Linked DNA regions of Homo sapiens: all the other regions are linked to region 1. A link is a loop called in an ENCODE intact Hi-C map of the cell type or tissue named here. Cell type or tissue: heart left ventricle. All regions are shown on one strand. Region 1 overlaps BORCS8-MEF2B (BORCS8-MEF2B readthrough). Region 2 overlaps MAU2 (MAU2 sister chromatid cohesion factor). Region 3 overlaps MAU2 (MAU2 sister chromatid cohesion factor). Region 4 overlaps NCAN (neurocan).

Region 1 (2,500 bases):
GTCTTGGCTCTGGACCTACCTGTCAAGGACAGGCAGAGCCAGACAGAAGCTCCCCCAGCCTGTAGGGTTAGGGCAGGGGGAGGAGCAGGTAGGGAGCCTGGTGGGAGGTGGAGCAAAGGCTTCCTGAAGGTAGAGCTGGGCCCCTGAACTCATCAGGATTTTCTCCCTTGGACTTGGCACCCCCATCTGGCCTGGGGTCCTCTGACCCATCCCTTCTCTACCCACAGCCTGCAGCTCCTGCTATGCCCAGCCCAGATGTGGTATACGGGGCCTTACCGCCACCAGGCTGTGACCCCAGTGGGCTTGGGGAAGCACTGCCCGCCCAGAGCCGCCCATCTCCCTTCCGACCAGCAGCCCCCAAAGCCGGGCCCCCAGGTGAGCATGGGACAGTGGGGCAGGGGTGAGGTCCTGAGGGGCTGTTTGGGTGCATCTTGGCTCTGGCATTGCCAGGCTGCGTGCATCACCTCTAAACCTCAGACTTCATTAGTTGACATGGCCTGCCTGTCCTCTCTCTCTGGGGTCTCCTCTTCCCCAGGCCTGGTGCACCCTCTCTTCTCACCAAGCCACCTCACCAGCAAGACACCACCCCCACTGTACCTGCCGACGGAAGGGCGGAGGTCAGACCTGCCTGGTGGCCTGGCTGGGCCCCGAGGGGGACTAAACACCTCCGTGAGTGAGGGGAGGGTGTGGCAGGGCTGATGAGGGCAGGCAGGGCGACCTGGGTGTGGGCCTCAGTTTCCCCTTCACCCTCTCTCCGCACAGAGAAGCCTCTACAGTGGCCTGCAGAACCCCTGCTCCACTGCAACTCCCGGACCCCCACTGGGGAGCTTCCCCTTCCTCCCCGGAGGCCCCCCAGGTACATCCCCTAACCTGCCCTGCCCCACCTGGGAAGCGTCCGCACTCCTGCCCTCTGGGGGTTCCACACCCTCCCACCCACCAGAACTCAAAACTGTCACTGGGGGTGGTTAGGTTTGCAGAAGGCTTAAGGAGATGTCCAGGCCTCAGCCCCCAATTCCTGCCCACCAGAATATGGCCTGGGAGACCCTCCACCGCCCCCTGGCTTGTTGCAGCCCCCCACCCTGGCCCCCTGGCAGCCCTCGAGGGGTGATGGGCCCCCCGCCGTGTCCTCCCAGCCCAGGTAAGTGCCCTGAGACGACGGCAAGTCCCAGTCCTCCAAAGCCCCGGCCGCTGCTGACCCCTGGTGGCCATCCCTGGTACTGCGCACACTTCCGGTACGGATGGGCAGCTATTTTGAGGCCCCAAGAGGGACCGCCACCCCCTCCTTTCCCAGGGTCCTCCTGCCAAGCCTTTGCCCACGCTGTGCCATCCCCTGGCTTCCTTCCCTTCCTCGCTGAGCTCACGGCCTCCCTCTCTCTTTCCCCCTGCAGTGGGGGCCGAAGCCTGGGCGAGGAGGGTCCCCCAACCCGCGGCGCCTCCCCGCCGACCCCCCCAGTCAGCATCAAGTCTGAGCGCCTCTCTCCGGCCCCCGGGGGCCCCGGCGACTTTCCTAAGACCTTCCCCTATCCCTTGCTCCTCGCCCGGTCCCTGGCAGAGCCTCTGCGGCCTGGGCCCGCCCTGCGCCGGCTGCCCTTGGCCGACGGCTGGCCCCGGTAGGAGATCACCCGGTGGCACCAGCCCAGAGCGCTCGCCAGGTACGGCGAGGGCACGTGGGGACCCCACCTCCCTCCAGGCCTCTTCAGAGAAGACCCAACAGTGACGCCCCCCTCCGCGGTGGGGGCTTGGAGGTGGGCGGCTGGACTCAATCCACCCTGGGGGGCTCCTTTCCTTCTTCCTATTTGTGTGTATATCCACAAATAAAACGCGCGTGGCGTCCGTGGACCAGACTGACTGTGACTCGCCTCATTCTTGCCTAGTCTTGGCTTGGGGTGCCCCCTCCAGAAGCCCTGAGACGAGGACTCAAGAGCCCGTGGGGTGTCCGGGAGGGCTGCCAGGTGGAGGGTTGGGGAGGCAAGGCGGGAGGAGCCCTGCAGGGGACGCGCACAAGCAGAGGGTGCTTAGCCCGCGGGGGGTTCTGGGGACAGCATAGAGTGAGCGTGCACCTAGAATGGTCCCACTCCAGGGGTGAGGGCCCCGGCTCTTTCCACTCCAGGGCCAATGGCCAGGGCTGCTCCCGGCGCTGTGGGTCATGGGCTCAGGGGCAAGCCCTAGGGCTGGGTCGTAGGGCTCCCAAAAGCAGCAGCTGGGAATCCTGAATGTCGGGCTCCCAGGGCGCTGGAAGCGCCCCTGAACTGTTCATCTTCTTATTTTTTATTTTATTATTTTAATTTTATTTTATTTGAGACAGAGACTCCCTGTGTCACCCAGGCTGGATTGCAGTGGTGCGATCTCGGCTCACTGCAACCTCCGCCTCCCGGGTTCAAGGGATTCTCCCGCCTCAGCCTCCTGAGTGCCTGGGACTACAAGCACCTGCCACCATGCTAATTTTTGTATTTTTAGTAGAGACGGGTTTCCCCATGTTGGTCAGGCTGGTCTCGAATTC
Region 2 (2,500 bases), 210 kb before region 1:
AACGTACTTATTAAAAACCTTAACAAAACGAAGAGACAACTGACAACGCAACCAACCAATTGAGCCACCATGCTGGGCTGGGTGGCAGTTCCAATTTCCTTGCCTGTGTTTCTGATAAACGGGGCTGGGAGTGCTTATCCCAGGGAGAGGATCCTCGCCCACCGGCAGGTGACTACAGGGACAGAGCTGGGGAGAGGCAGCTGTGTCTCAAGGAAACATGGCAGCCTCACTTCCTGCTGTAGGTGGCCTCCTGGTCAGACCCCCTCAACCCACAGGACAAGGGCAGAGGCATACAGGAGGGTCTGGCCAGCTTTCGGCTGTTCATCTGTCAACAGAATGCCTTTCTGCGACCTTGTCCTCATCCACTGAAGGGTTTGGAGTTTTTGTTTTTTCCTAGACACTTAGCTACAGGACACTGTGTGATGTGTCCTCAGGGACTTGCTGTCTGCCTTCCATTGTTTTTTTTTTTTTTTTTGAGACAAAGTCTCACCGTCACCCAGGCTGGAGTGCAGTGTCGCGATCATGCTCACTGCAGCCTCAATCTCCTGGGCTCAAGTGATCCTCCTGCCTCAGCCTCCCAGTTAGCTGGGACTACAGGCATGCGCCACCGTGTCTGGCCTCTATTCTTGCAATTGAATGAGATGCTATGAGGCGCTGAGCGACCCACAGGAAAGTACTTATCAAAAGCTTTGTGTCATGAGAAGATGCGGCTGTGGAAGGAGGTTCAAAGCTTGCACACACGCACACACACACATGCACATGATTTGGCTTCCATAAAGCTCGAGTAGAATATTAAATATTGAGTACTGAGTTTTTAATTGTAAACTTAAGATCTCATCCTTAACTTTACATATACATAGATAACAGGGTGGTCATGAAAAGCACTTTAACATCAGGACAGATGTTAAGTTCTGAGGTTCTGTTTTCAACTGCTCTACATACAAAATGCCCTACAAGCAAAGAAAGGCTTAAATAAATAGATGGGGATGAACATGATGCACGCCGTGGTGACATGAGTGGTGTGCAGGGGTCGGACAGTGCGGAACCCGGGTGGGCAGGAGCACATTGTGGAGACACAAGTGGTGGCATCTCTGGGATGTAGGGGAGGATGTGGGGGGCTCCTTCAAGGTGGAGCTAGCAGAGGCCATGGCTCGGGAGGAAGACAGGACAGGGACAGTTTGTGGGCCAGTGCCACACGCTCTCCTATTGGCTTCATGGGCCTGGGGGCAGCCCTGGGTAGCAAAGGACAGGGCCAGGCTCTCCCCCTGGAGACCCAGAGATGGCGGTGGTCCTCTTAGGACAAACCCTCACCAGCCCCGCCCTCTGACCAGCCTGTCACTGGTGCTGATGTCAGGTGGTGGCCAGTGAGGAAGGGGGTTATTGACAGCCCTGCCTGTGGCTAAGGCACACCCAGCCTGGGAGCCCCAAGCAGCTGACCTGAGCAATCCAGCGTCCCTTTAGTCACAGACGCCAAAGCTCCCAGAGGCAGTTCCACTGAGTGAGGGTGACAAGACCTAAAACCACCACCTACCCTGCTGAGCAGGACCCCCACCCCCTGTAGCAGGGAGAGGCTCCTGGGCCCCAGAAGCTGGAGGGGGTGGTGTCTTGAGCCCTGACACCTGCTGCTGCTATCTTGACCCGACCACCCGCCCCAACTCGGAATGCCACACTGTGACCACTGGGGCACCTCCTGATTATCCAAGAAAAGTGGATAAAACCAAACGCTGCTGTCTGGGCCCAGCGGAGGCTCCCTGGGGCCTGGCTAGGGTGCGGGTTTCACACTGTGCCCCAGAGACCCAGCAGGGAAGGTGAGGCGGTGGAGGGAGTGGGGGGACCAAGAGGCTGAGCAGGGAAGGCCACAGATCTGCCAGGAAGAAAGTCCCTGGGCTCCAGATCTCGGGGGCGGGGGGCCCGTGCCACGCACTCTAAGCTAGCTGAGGAGGTGATCTTAAATTTAGGAGACGAGCCCACTCCCCCGCTTCCTGCCCCTCAGCAGCCACAAGATGGGGGAAGGTGGCTGGTGCAACAGGAGCCTCAGCTCCCAGCTCCATCTCCACAGATCTTCACCGCACACCCGTGTGCATCCACATGCACACCCGTGTTTACAATCACCTGCACCCCCACGGCGGGATGGCGAGTCCGGTCAAGGTGCAGATGTTTGGAAGCTGAGTTCCTGGGTCCCTGAGGGTTCCTGACCAGAGGCCCCAGCTGCTGCAGGGACTGATGCTGGAGAGAAAGCTGGGAAAAGTGCTGGGATCTGTGCTTCGTCCCACACTAGCGCCATTACTTCTTCCCTCCAAATTCAGGCCAGAAACTGGCATCCGGGCTCTGGAAATTGCCTTGAGCAGAGGAAACACTCTACTCCCGCTCGGCATCAAGGCCTGGGTGATGGAGAGTCAGGCGTGGTGCCCCTGGGGCACTGCCTGCCCTGGCACACAGGATTAGGACCTGCTGGAGGCCTGCACCCTACTCCTGGCCGACGTGACCCAGATGCTGAGGC
Region 3 (2,500 bases), 200 kb before region 1:
GGATGACAGGCGTGAGCCACTGCGCCCGGCCTCCACTGGTTTTTGTATGAGATTCTCTGATCAGTGGTGCCCATGCAGGGCTGTAAAACGCTGGCCGACAGCGAGACAGCAGGATGGGCTGGCCTGCCAGTATGCACTTGGCGAATTCAGTCTCTTGTCTGACACTGCTGAGACCCAACAAACTCCTGGGCCTTCCCGCCCCTCCTGCTTCCAGCCTTACCTCCTGCAGCGCCGTGGCCTTGTGACCCGTGACAAGGCGGCACATGATGATGTGCTCCAGCAGGATCACTTGGAAGGATGACAGGATGGGGCTGCAGTCCAGCACTATGGGTGAGAGTCAGGGGTAAGCATGCAGGGGAGGCCAGAGGAGGCGCCACCCCCAGCCCACCGTGCCCCCACCTCGTTCCTGTCTCCTGCCACACTGGCTAGGCACCCACCCCGTCATCTCCCCTAGTCCCCACTGCACCCTCTGAGTGAAGGAGTGTGTCTTGCTGTCCAGGTGGGGAGACGGAGCTGGAGCCAGAGGTTGGTTCCCACAGTGCTCCAAGAAGGGTTGGCTCTCACCCTCACCCTCACCCTACGTGCTCAAGAGCTTGTGGACATGGCAGGTTCTAGAAATGTAGAAATGTGGAAACCACCCTGGATCATGACACCATGCAGCAGAGCCTCAGGCAGTCGGGTAGGGGGACCTGGGCTGGGCCCCACCTCCCAACAGCCCCAAGCAACCATCCTCATATGGGAATAAGAGAAGCACAGGGCCTATCCGGCTTTGGGCTGCCTTGGCTCTGATGCCTTCTCCCCCAGCAGCACTCACGAGGGAGCAAACAGACCGACTAATGGGCACACTATACCAGCCAGGGACGTCTGCTCTGGGTTTGTGCTAGTCAAAGGTCCCTGGATGGATTAGACACTTGAGCATCTGGAAAGAACTCACGACCTCCAAAGGACATGCTGGTGGTCAGTGAGGGCTGAGTTCTGATCCTGGCCTCATCCCGAGTGTCCCTGTCACAACACTGATAATAATTGGGAAAAGCAGCTACCACCTGTTTCAACTGAGCATGACTGGGCACAAGGGACCTGACCAGTCAGGGAGGTACCCCCGACCCCAGGCCTGTCTGCTCTGCTCTGACGTTGGACACCAGCATTTATCAACTAGGGGTGACGAGACCCACCAGGCAGGGTGGCTGGGCGCTGCGGTCACACAGGGTCACTGGGCCCTGGTACAGCTAGCGTCTGGCCAGGCCGTCCGCCAGGGGTCGCTGTGGCCATGTGGCCAGCCGAGCACCTGACTTACTCTTGAGCTTCTCCAGCTGCATGAGGGCCTTGTCCGTGTACTTCTGCGCCTTCTCCAGGTAGCCGGCCTGCATGGAGTGCATCACAGTCACCTAGCGACAAGACCAGACAGCAGGGGTTACCAGGGCCCTCTCCCTCTCCCTGCCCCCGCCCCCAGCCCTGGCCCGGGCCCTGGTGGGGACGCACCAGGTAGACAAGCACACACATGTGCTCCTTGGGCAGCCAGTGGAAGAGGTCAGCGGGGTTGCTGGGCAGGATCTCATCATCGTGCAGTGTGGAGATGGTCTGGATGCACTGCTGCAGCTGCTTCAGACACGGCTTCACGCTCTTCACCTGTGCAGCACCCACACCCGAGCATCCACCTGAGCCTGGCCTCTCAGGAAGCCAGGCCCAGCCCAGCCACCCCTGCTCCTTCCTCTAGGGAGCATCTGCCTTCCCCTTCTGCCAGGGCCACCTCCTGCAAGATGAAGCCGCCCCTGCCGCACTCCCATGAATCAGCCAGGCTTTTGGGGCATGGGGCACAGCCAGGCGGGCAGCTGTGGGACTGAGGCTTGTCCACTGCCCAGTGTTGGGTCCAACACCAAGGCCCAGGAGAGGCCTATCCAGACCCTGCTGGAGCTGCACTTGGTCTTCACGCAGCCAGACCTGAGACGGCAGGGGGAGGCTGTGCTCTGAGGGGGTGGGAGGTGGCTTCCTGGCCCAGGAATCAGGCAGGCGCTGTGGTCCATCTCGCCCTGAGGCCCCGAGGGATGTCTCTGCAGCCCTTGCACCCTGAGGGAAGCGTGGCTGCAGTCTGCTCTGTGTCCCTATGCGCCGAGTGCAGTGCTTCACCCAATGGGCAACGATGGGTATGGATGGACGAACTGGGCAACCCCCTTACCAAGCCCTGTGGAGACTCGCCTGTGGCCCACTGCGACAGGGGTGGGTCTGAGTGGCACAGGGCAGCCCCCAGCCCCCGAAGGGCTGAGACTGTCACACAAGCACAGAGACAAGGAGCTCAAACACAGCCGCTCCCCACCCACGGCAGGGTCATGAGTCCAGTCTCGGACATGGCTGAGCACATCAGTCCCTACTCAACCCCACAGCCGGGGGCCAGACAGACAGCACCTGGGCATCTGCTGTGTGCAGGTGCCATCCCAGCACCTCTGTGGTTTATTCTCATGATTCCCTGAACTGCCATTGGAATCTCTGAGCATCCATACACTGA
Region 4 (2,500 bases), 79 kb before region 1:
GCCACTGTCAGGGTCAGAGTCAACTGGCTGCAGTGAGGACTCAAGAGAATTTGGGCCAGGCGCGGTGGCTCACGTCCGTAATCCCAGCACTTTGGGAGGCCAAGGTGGGTGGATCACTTGAGGTCAGGAGTTCAAGACCAGCCTGGCCAACATGGTGAAACCCCGTCTCTACTAAAAATACAAAAATTAGCTGGGCATGGTGGCACATTCCTGTAGTCCCAGCTACTCCGAAGGCTGAGGCAGGAGAATTGCTTGAACAAGGGAGGTGGAGGTTGCAGTGAGCCGAGATCACACCACTGCACTCCAGCCTGGGTGACAGAGTGAGACTCTGTCTCAAAAGAAAAAAGAAAAAAAGACAATTTGGCTCATGGGCAAAGCTCAGGTAGTGTCCAACTCTCATGAACTTGGGTCTGCCTGTTGAGGGGTTCAACTCAACCTTGGTGACGGATCCTCCCCTGGTACAGGTGGTGCCCCGTGGGCATGGTATGCCCATGCCAGGACTGGGGCAGCTTACTTAGAGGACATGGCTCCTTGGGGTTGATGCTTGCAGCTTCCAAAGCTGTCCCCACTGCCCCCCAACAAGGGCGAGTGTCATCCCTGCTCCCACATCCGGTGTGGTGCCCAGAGGTGGCCAATTGAGGCATTATCTCTTCCACGGGGGTGTTTCTGCGTATGGGCGTGGCTCTAGGTAGAGTATGCCCCACCTAGGGGCTTGTCTTTCAAGGTTATGGGGCCTCCGGACCTCAGGAGATACAGCCCACCCAGCAAAGGTGACTCCCCACCAGAGTGGCCTCCTCTGGAGCCCTGTTCTTTACCCAGGACGGGGCTCCTAGGGAAAGACTTGTCGTAACGGGTGTGGCCTTCACCCGGGGGCGTGGCCCTCACCCAGGGATGTGGCTTATCACAAAGCGAGCTTCCATGTGTCTCTCCCTTGGCTTGGCGAGGCTTTCAGGGACGTGGCCTTCGCCAAAGTGAAAGCCCTGGGGGCGCGGCCACCAGGGGACGCACGCACCTCGGAAGCAGTAGGCGTCGAAGCGCTCGGCGGGTGAGGGGAAGCCGGTCCGGTTAGCGAAGCGGTAGACGGTGCGCACGCCCGGGGCTGGGCCCCCGCAGCGCCGGCGCGGCGTCTGGATCGGGTAGCGCACGCTGCCGTCGGCCAGCCAGCCCGGGTCGCACTGGTCCAGGCCCTCATGCCAGGCCAGGTGCAGCTGTCCCACCGAGGCCAGCGCGGCACCCTGGCGGCGGCACTGTGCACGCGCGCCGGCCAGTGTCAGGCGGCGGGCCGGGCCCACGTAGAAGACCTCGCCTGCGGGAGGGGCGGGTGGAGGTCAGGGGGGCTGGGGAACCCTCCCCTGGAGCCCAGGAAGTGGGTCCAACTCCAAATAGTTCCGACCTGGACGTGTTAGGGTGGTGGTTAGAAGAGGCGGTGACAACCGCAGCTGTGCGTCCAGCTCCGGGATCATCCTTGTCCTTACCTCTCATGCAGAGCTAAGCCTCTTTTTACAAATGGAGTAACTCAGGCCCATGGGCAAGTCGGGCTTCAGAGAGAGGGAGGGGCTCGGTGAAGGGGGCTCACAGAGGAGGAAGGGGATAGGGACAGGGAGGCAGGCAGGGGACAGGGGATTAGAGAGGGAAAGAGGATCAGAGAGAGGAAGGGGGCAAAGGGAGGGAGGGGGACTCAGGGAGGCATGGAAAGCTCAGAAAATGAGTGGAATCATGTCTTGGTTGCAGGTTTAGGGAGGTATAAGACAGGGGAGTTGCATAAGGACCCCGGAGGATGGGAGTTGGGGAGAATAATAGATACTCAAAGAGAGGCGGAGGGGCCGGGTCCTGCCAGTCCCAGACTTACCCCCCAGCTCCCGGGCAAAGCAATACACATCGTAGAGTTCCTGTGGGTTGCGCCTCCCATAGCTCCGAACCCCTGGAAGGCTGCTACGGTCGCCATAGCAACCAGGACGGGACTGGGTGATAGGATACCTGACAACACAAGGGGAGGGTCCCTCTCAGATGTGTGCTCCTGGAGCCCCCAAGGAACCTCCTTCCCCATGAGCTAGTCTTCATCTCCCTGCCCTGTGTATCCCCCTCACCGAACAGTGCGGTCAGAGAGCCAGCCAGCATCACAGTTGTCAAAGCCATCCTCAAAGGCAGCCTGTAGATGCCGAGGGGCTGCAATGATGGCTGAGCTGAGACGGCAGGCCTCCTGGGCCTCAGCGAAGGTCAGTGCATAGCGGTCCCGGGCTGATCGGTAGTGGAACACAACACCTGTGGGGGAACATCCAGGATGGGGGGACAGTTGACTTATGCTGGAATCTTCAAGAACAGACCTACCTCTTGCAGAATGACTCCCCACCCCTGTCTGATAATAATAGACCTAGCGCCAGGCACAGTGTGGGTCGAGGGTGGGGAGCAAGATCCATATGCCCCCATTTTACAGATGAGGAAACTGATAACAATGGCCATAAAGGGTTACAAGTTAGCAAATATTTACAATGTGAAAAGC

What was found. Hi-C counts contacts between places; a loop is a spot of excess contacts. Peaks named below come from ENCODE experiments on the same cell type or tissue, not always from the same donor. Only the 100,000 strongest peaks of a DNase experiment are listed, where the experiment ranks them.
Region 2: a loop joins it to region 1, with 6 times the contacts of the local background. A loop is called at or near these places in 29 of 110 quality-filtered maps.
Region 3: a loop joins it to region 1, with 4 times the contacts of the local background. A loop is called at or near these places in 28 of 110 quality-filtered maps.
Region 4: a loop joins it to region 1, with 7 times the contacts of the local background. A loop is called at or near these places in 22 of 110 quality-filtered maps.

What each region holds. Positions count from the first base shown.
Region 1 is chr19:19,144,911-19,147,410 of GRCh38, reverse strand. It overlaps BORCS8-MEF2B (BORCS8-MEF2B readthrough), which reads left to right. Exons shown (of 12, transcript NR_027308.2): 9 at 228-375; 10 at 536-669; 11 at 763-856; 12 at 1,389-1,844. MEF2B (myocyte enhancer factor 2B) reads left to right here. Exons shown (of 9, transcript NM_001145785.2): 5 at 228-375; 6 at 536-669; 7 at 763-856; 8 at 1,027-1,138; 9 at 1,389-1,844. The coding sequence ends at 1,614. Among named protein-coding and RNA genes, the nearest start is that of TMEM161A, 7.7 kb to the right of the region's middle. In heart left ventricle, a CTCF peak has its summit at 1,214 (motif pointing left); DNase peaks (open chromatin) are centred at 1,180 and 1,937; H3K4me3 peaks cover 365 bases; H3K27ac peaks cover 293 bases.
Region 2 is chr19:19,356,055-19,358,554 of GRCh38, reverse strand. It overlaps MAU2 (MAU2 sister chromatid cohesion factor), which reads right to left. Exons shown (of 19, transcript NM_015329.4): 19 at 1-2,500. Among named protein-coding and RNA genes, the nearest start is that of MAU2, 36 kb to the right of the region's middle. In heart left ventricle, no CTCF peak of the experiment used is centred here; no DNase peak of the experiment used is centred here.
Region 3 is chr19:19,341,661-19,344,160 of GRCh38, reverse strand. MAU2 (MAU2 sister chromatid cohesion factor) reads right to left here. Exons shown (of 19, transcript NM_015329.4): 8 at 1,480-1,626; 9 at 1,295-1,385; 10 at 221-324. Among named protein-coding and RNA genes, the nearest start is that of MAU2, 22 kb to the right of the region's middle. RefSeq lists silencers at 1,237-1,376, 1,417-1,506 and an enhancer at 1,616-2,124. In heart left ventricle, CTCF peaks have their summits at 1,026 and 1,227 (motif pointing right); DNase peaks (open chromatin) are centred at 278 and 1,260.
Region 4 is chr19:19,223,783-19,226,282 of GRCh38, reverse strand. NCAN (neurocan) reads right to left here. Exons shown (of 15, transcript NM_004386.3): 4 at 2,088-2,262; 5 at 1,850-1,977; 6 at 1,013-1,306. Among named protein-coding and RNA genes, the nearest start is that of NCAN, 13 kb to the right of the region's middle. RefSeq lists an enhancer at 622-881 and a silencer at 1,172-1,321. In heart left ventricle, a CTCF peak has its summit at 996 (motif pointing right); a DNase peak (open chromatin) is centred at 1,012; H3K4me3 peaks cover 707 bases; H3K27me3 peaks cover 2,500 bases.